Regions from separate parts of the Homo sapiens genome. Here region 1 is linked to region 2. Evidence: chromatin contacts called from ENCODE Hi-C data. All regions are on one chromosome and are shown on one strand. The core of a region is the stretch at or near the end of the contact, and the rest is flanking DNA. Distances in the headings are between cores, read along the strand shown. Region 1 has its middle 43 kb from the start of LINC02577. Region 2 holds the start of CTB-30L5.1 (a long non-coding RNA gene).

Region 1 (3,516 bases), core at 766-3,265, 130 kb before region 2:
TTTAGATAACTCATATGTGTGGAATCATACAGTATTTGTCTTTTTATGACTGTCTTAATTCGCTTAGTATAATGTCTTCCAAGTGCATCCATGGTGTAGCACGTGACAGGATTTCCTTCTTTTAAAAGGTGAAATACTATTTCATTTTCTGTATATAACACATTTTGTTAGTCCATTTATCTGTGGATGGACATTCAAGTTGCCTCCACCTCTAGGCTATTGTGAATAATACTGCAAGGAACATGGCCATCCAAGTATCTTTTTGAGATCCTGCTTTGAATTCTTTCGGAAAAATGTGTTTTTTCAAAAACCCATTGCTGGCCAAATAAAATATAGCTTCTAGCCAGAGGCAGACTGTAAGATGCCAATTTACAATTCCTGTTATTTTTAATGTATTTTGTATAATGGGGACAATAGAAAGGCAGTGATAGCCCTGACAAAGAACAGAAAGCTCTGAGTCCAGTAGGATGAGAAGGAGTTATCCAAATGAAGATGTCTAAGGGCAGTTGATACCAGACAAAGTGAGCAGTATTAAGAAGAAAGTATGGGAGCAGACAAATGACTGGAGATGTCTGAATCTCGGCTGAAAGTGATGACAGTGATGAGAGGCAGGATGGTGGTGTTAGTAGTTTGCAAGGTGAATATCATTGAAATTAAATGTCTTTGAGAGTATCATCACTCATATTCCAGGGTCAAAGGAGTCTTTAGGTGGGCAAAGGTGCTAAGCCAGGCATCAAAGCTCCAAAAGAGCAGAGCAGAGCAGAGAGAACAGACACCAACGACAGCAGCAAGCAATTGTGGATGAAATTATCAACTAAGGGAGTTTCACATGGGCATGAGGCGATAATCAAGATTTGACAATAGGGAGAAAGGTTAACACGGTCTTTGGGAGGAAGTGCTCTGAAAGAAACTTCGCTGGGCAAAGCAGAGCTCTGGCAAATTGAGCTTCACCCAATCTTGTCCTGCAGAGAAGCCAAGTCTCCACTGAATACAAAGAGACACACCCTTCTGCCTGGACGGTATCAGTAGGTAGGAGAAAGGATCATGAGGGAGAAAGGATGGGGTCAGAAATGTATGATATGGGAGTGTTTTGGTGGCGAGTTGTGGGGTGGAACCTCTTGTGGTATCCCTCGGTGGTGAGATGGACCTCCCACACAAAATTTGGTTTAGATGTCAAGACTCATGATGCCACACATACACAAAGAGGGGATGGAAGGTTTATTGCACATGTAATGAGGTTTTCTAGAGGGAACAGGGCAGGCTCCCAAGCAGATCTGAAAATGCCTTGAAAGAGCAGGGAGGGGAAACCTCCCTGCTTGGGGTTTTATAATAGTTAGGGAGTGAGGCTGGGTTGCTGGTTTCCTCATGCTGGCCAACGTTTGTATGGTTTGAATTTCCCATCGGTGCCAAAGGAGCACCAAGGCTTTTTTTCTTTTTTCTTTTTTTAAATTTTTTTTTTTATCAGCTTGCTTGGATGTGGGGCACAAAAGGAAGGAGGCGTGGCAGGGCTTGACAGCTGTCAGCTGTTAAACATCAACAATGGAGTCAGACTCCTTATTATTGAGTACTAGAGAGCACTGGTGAGCCTGAACCTCAAGATAATTAAAACCACAGGGCTGCCCATAGGACATGCACTTAATTCCTTAGAGGAAGTCGGTAACCAGTGACTGTAGAGGCCAAGACTCTATAGCCTATGTGAAATTTTGGGACTTTTGTAATTTTCCATGTTTCTCATTTGTATTATTTTCTATTTTCTGTTGGGGTTATTACAAAAATTCACATAACAAAAAGGGCCAATAATCTTGTCATCTGGGATCGTGTGTGTACACATATGCACATGTATGCATTTATAGTGTGTTTGTATGCTGGATATAGCTGATTGGCACTCAGCCATTTCCAGCTCTTTTTTTGAATGCTGGAAACCACGTTTCCCTGACTCCTTTGGATGAATTTATTAAATACGCTTTGTTTTACATGTAGAAAGCAGAAGTGAAACAGAAGCCACCTTCCTTCTATTGTCTGTTTTTCTGTGTGTGAACAAGATCTTGGACCATCTCCAAGATCTCACGTTTTTCTGAAGTGGTGTTCTAGTGTTCAGACATTAGCTTCATAGATGGTTATAGGCAGTTGTGGTGTGGCAGCAGTAGCTTCTCGATCCTGACTTTCTGATCCTGGGACACAGCTATCCTTGTGGGTTCATGAACTCAAAAGTTCCAGTGTCAGCCTGCTGGCTACTCACCATCCTGATTGCTGCAGAGCAAGTAGCTTGCCTGGATAGTCAGTTCTGCATTGTTCTAGGAGTTATTCCTGGGGGCCCAACCTTGAGCCTGCTCCTCCAGCCATTCTAGTTCATATGTAAACACCCAATTTCCTTTATTAAATTCCTTTGTGCTTAATACAAATAGATAGGTTTCTATATTTTGCCCTGAACCTTTATTATCATTGTATGTTTGTGTTAGTAGAGGGGACTGGTATGGGGGCAATGAAAATGGGGGGATGATGCTCAGCTCTAAACCTTTCTATGACATAGGGGGGTATAGGGACCCTACAGGTGAGAGAATGGTGGCCTCAATGGAAAGATTAGCTGGGACCTGAGAAGATCTTCTGGATCAGAGGGGGAATGCAAGGAAAAGGCGTTTGGGGTTCCCAGAAATCCTCCCTCTGACTCTACTGAACTTGGGGCTACAAAGAAAGTAGGTCTTAGGTGAATTTCTTGAATCAGTAGTTAATTGTGTTTAGTATCTTATTTATTGTTTTGCGTATGCATTGTTTTCATTCTAAATTTCTAGAAGCTTATTCTCCTAAGTAGTTTTTATACTCTCAGTGTAATCATAGTACACTTAGAAAACCCCAATTTCTTTTTCTTTCCTTTTTTCATCCATAGGTGAGAGGTAACTTGAGTATGGTCTCCATTGAAACTCATACGCCTATCCCTAAATTTAGTAGAAAAAGAAAGAAACTTACTTAGGGCAAACATGGTGACAATTTCCAAGATGATTAAAGTAACACTGAGGCCTTAATGTATCATACAGTGCTGGCAGGGGAAGTAATTCTTTCATTCAATTCAACAAGTACTTGTGAGGTGTATTAAGCTTTGTCACTTCCTGGGCCTCCACCCCCTCTCCCTCTTCTCCAGCTTAGCCACTCACTTTCATGACACACCTTGGAACCTGTCATCACCTGGAACTGTACCACCTCTGCAGTCTTTACCTCTGATGTACCATTATCTGATTATAAACTCCTACTTGGCAGATGGATTTGCCTTCTATTTCAGTGAGGAAGTTGAGGTTTCTAGTTGGGAATTTCCTCAACTTTTTGACTTCAGCCAATGACCTTATTTAAACCCATAACCTGATATCCATAACCACTTCTTTTACTCAGTCTTAAATCAATAATTTAAAAAAGTTTTTATTAACACATAATTCAGATAACATACAATTTCCCCATTTAATGCGTACAATTCACTGGTTTTTAGTATTTTCACAGAGTTGTGCAACCATCACCACAATAAATTTT
Region 2 (3,644 bases), core at 253-2,752:
GAGGTACTGCCCTTCATTAGAAGCGAGGGCCCTTGGTGTGCCCCCGTATGGGAGGAGGGTTTACGAGAGGGCAGACAGTGGTGGGGAGAGAAAATTGGAATCCGATTTATAGTAATGGAATCTCAAAGGAATGCTACTATCTTATTCGTATGCTTCCCTATTATATGTATCCTAAGGAAAATTAATATTTTTTTCTCTAAATAGTTTTTTAAGGTAATATATATGTAGTAAAAATTCATATAGTATAAAAGGATATTCAATGAAAGTAAAGCTCTTTCCTACCCTATTCTCCATTATTCTTTCCCAGAGGTGACCACCAGTCTCAGTTTCTAGTCTTTTCCTTAAAAACCTTTAAGTATAGAAATGCATATTACATATACATTTATAACACACCATGCAAATATATCTAAATCCAAACCTAACTGTACATCTATATCTATATTTTAATATACAGTTGGTAGCATCCTATCATCAAGAGCTCTCTATTTTAGCTCATAAAGACATTATTATTATTTTAGTGCAGTAGGAACACATAACTTGAGGTCTACCTTCTTAGCAAATTTTTAAGTGTACATGATAGTGCACCATTATTTATTAAACTGCTACATTATATTACTACTATAACTGCATGATATTTAATCAGTTCCCTATTGATAAATATTTAATTTGTTTTGGTCTATTACTATTTCAAGCACTGCTGTAATGAAAGTCCTTGCACGTATGTGTATGAATCAGGGTCCAGCAGAAGCAGATGGCACATCCCAAGCTTACCTGACGAGTTTAGTCATGGAGGTACTATTTACACAGGTGCTGGCAGGATGAATAGAACCAGCAATAAATGGCTAAACATTCAGGAACTCCCAACAGTGACAAGCCTTCACCACCCCAGGCATGAAGGGATAAGGGGAGGGAGCAGTGTTACTAGAAGCCAGTGAGACCATGGCTGTGGGAGAGAGGCCAGCCAAACGGAGCTACAGCCACATGGTGAGGAATGGAGCCAGTAGCCAAACTGCAGCCATCAGAGTAGGAGCAAGAGGAATAAATACCCTGACTGCTATCTCCTTTTGCTCTCTGGTTTTCTGCTGGTTCTTCCAGCTGCTGAATAGAAGTGGAAGTCAGAGGTTGGGGAAGCCCAGGTGATGCAGTCCATGGAGGTCAGTCTGCAAGGTACAGGGTAGGCAGGGAGAGGAAGGATAAATGGGGAATAATCAGTGTAATATGTTGTTACACAAATGTGCCATTAATCTAGTAGAAATTTTCCTAGAAGTTGAATTGTGGTGTCAGCAGGAAGGAAAGAGCTGGCCACATGTCCCTCAATCTCCCTTCTCCTCCTCTTCCATGGTAATACAATGCAAAGCTGTGCAAATGGCGGCCCAGAATTAAGACTACATTTCCCAGCCTCCTTTGCAGCTAGAGCAGTGGAACGGGAAGTGTCGCGTGACAGCTTCTGAAAAACTTCTCTGAGAGACAGATGACAAGTGCCTTCTGTCCTCTATTCTTTATTCGTTTTTGTACTTCACATGCTGCCTAGGGCCACACCCTTTTGGTGGTGAGTGGGGAGCTGGAAGGAGCCAGGTTCTTGAGGACTTTATAGGGTAAGAGCTGCCCTGCCAGTTCTAAGCTATATACCTCCAGATTTTATTTATTTGGGAGAGAAATTAACTTTTACCTCGTTTAAGCAACAGTTATTTTCTTTTCTATGTCAAGTACCTAAATCTAATCCTAATGAATATAATGGGTATAAAATTTTTGAATTTTTATGGGTGTTGTCAAGCTTGGTTTATTTAATTTAAAAATATCTAATTGACAGATAAAAAGTATATATATATTCAAGGTGTACAACATGTTGATGTGATACACATATATGTACACTGGATACTGATTACTACGATTACTACAGTCAAATTAATTAACACATCTATTACAACCCGTAGTTAACATGTGTGCGTGTGTGTGTGGTGGTGTGGTGTTTTAAGTTGAATTTTCCAGACTTTCTGGGTTTGAATCTCAGCTTCTCCATTTACTAGACATGTGATCTTGAACAAGTTTCTTAATCATTTTGTGCCTTAGTGTTCTCATAGTGATAGTGATAGAAACTACCTCATTTGGTTGTTATGAGGAGTAAATGAGTTAGAATATCTGAAACACATAGAACGTCTATCTGACATAGCTGATACTCAAAAAAAGTAAGCTATTTATATTATTATTACTAGTATCATTTTTAATTGTCCTCCAAAGAAGATGTACCAATTTGTCTATTCACTGTCTGGAAGTGTCTCTTTCTCTCCTTTCATCAATACTGTGCATTAGCAAAGATTTTTGTCCAGTAAATGAATAGTGATATTTCATTTTATTTTAAATTACCATCTAAAATTTTAAGGTTGAATATCTTTTTATATTTTTATGCCATTTATATTTATTTTCTGGTGAATTTTCTGTTTGTGTGCTCTGTTCATGATTTTTTTTTGAAATAACTCTCGAATGTATAATGAAAATTAGCCTTTTGCATGCTATGGGTGGGGCAAATATTTTCCCAAGTTTTTATTTGTCTTTGACATTATTTTTTCCATACATAAATTTTAACATAGTAAAAATGATCCTTCTTTTTCATTATAACATCTGAGCTTAATGAGAAAGGTCTTTCTCACTCTGGAGTATAAAAATAATTCCCCATGTTTTTTTCTGGAAGTTTATAGATTGGTTTATATCAAAATATTTTTCCATTTGGAATTTAATTTGGAGTAGACAGTGAAGAACGAGTTGAAGTAATTCTTCAGAAAGCTTGGTTGGAGGGTTGACAAAAATGAGCTATCTGACATATAAATCCTGCAGAAGTTATAGCTTACTGATCCGCACAATAGGTATATTTTAAACAAGTATGCCAGTACGCCCTGGCCATCGGGCATGCAGAAGTTTGCTGAGTTTGCCTCTTCAGCTTTCTCTTCTTTGTGGGAAACACATGGGTTGTTTGTGATCATATCTTGTGTTTCTAGAGTAAGGTCTTGCCAGGTCTAGCATAATTACTTAACCAGTTTGCAAAACTGCCTTTCACACATCATATCACCTGGTTCTCACGTCCAGGTAGTACACAATTTCTTCTCCTGCCAGCAGGGCCACCTTGCTATTCGTTCACAGGATAAATAATAATGCCACAGTATGTCATACCTGTGCTAACAATGACCCATCTGTGGACATGACAGTCAGGGACTACCTATGCTTCACAGCCAAGGAGGGATGGAGCCCAGCAAGCTGCACCAGGACCTGCCACTGGCCTTCATCTTTGTCTTTTTTCCAGGTAGTTTATGAGAACACAAGCTCTAGAGTAAAACCATTTGGCTTTGTACTTCCACTCTGCCGCTTTTGAACTATTGGTCCAAGCGCCAAGTTCACTTCGCCTTTTTGTGCTTTAGTTTCTCATCTGTAAAGTGGGGATTATAACATTGTGTGGGAATTAAATAAATAAATATATGTAAAGTGCTTAAAAATTGCTTGGCAACAAGTACTTAGTAAATATTAAAAGGGCTTTTCCCCAATCCAGAATATAAAATAATTCCTTTATTTTTTTCCTAGGACTTTACAGATTCATTTATATTAAAAAGTGCATAATATTTATAATAAATGTAACTATAATAAATGTATAATAT

Evidence for each region. A loop is a pair of places that touch in the nucleus more often than their neighbours do. Pooled maps may share reads with other maps.
Region 1: a pooled map shows a loop between it and region 2 (5-fold over the local background). The contact joins the enhancer-like site here to the promoter of CTB-30L5.1 in region 2. A Hi-C loop is called at or near these places in 3 of 168 maps with a recorded cell type or tissue (B cell, endothelial cell of umbilical vein and naive thymus-derived CD4-positive, alpha-beta T cell), 4 of 37 single-sample maps with no recorded cell type and 12 of 50 pooled maps.

The regions. Positions count from the first base shown.
Region 1 is chr7:106,729,855-106,733,370 of GRCh38, reverse strand. No RefSeq gene overlaps it. Among named protein-coding and RNA genes, the nearest start is that of LINC02577, 43 kb to the left of the region's middle. RefSeq lists an enhancer at 1,882-1,931. Within about 2 kb of position 2,015, at least 5 of the 41 ENCODE cell types and tissues checked have a DNase peak (open chromatin) inside an H3K27ac peak, as active enhancers do; they include endothelial cell of umbilical vein, where a contact is called at or near this core.
Region 2 is chr7:106,596,705-106,600,348 of GRCh38, reverse strand. It overlaps CTB-30L5.1 (a long non-coding RNA gene), which reads left to right and starts at 1,502. Exons shown (of 4, transcript NR_187788.1): 1 at 1,502-1,595. RefSeq lists an enhancer at 1,344-1,393.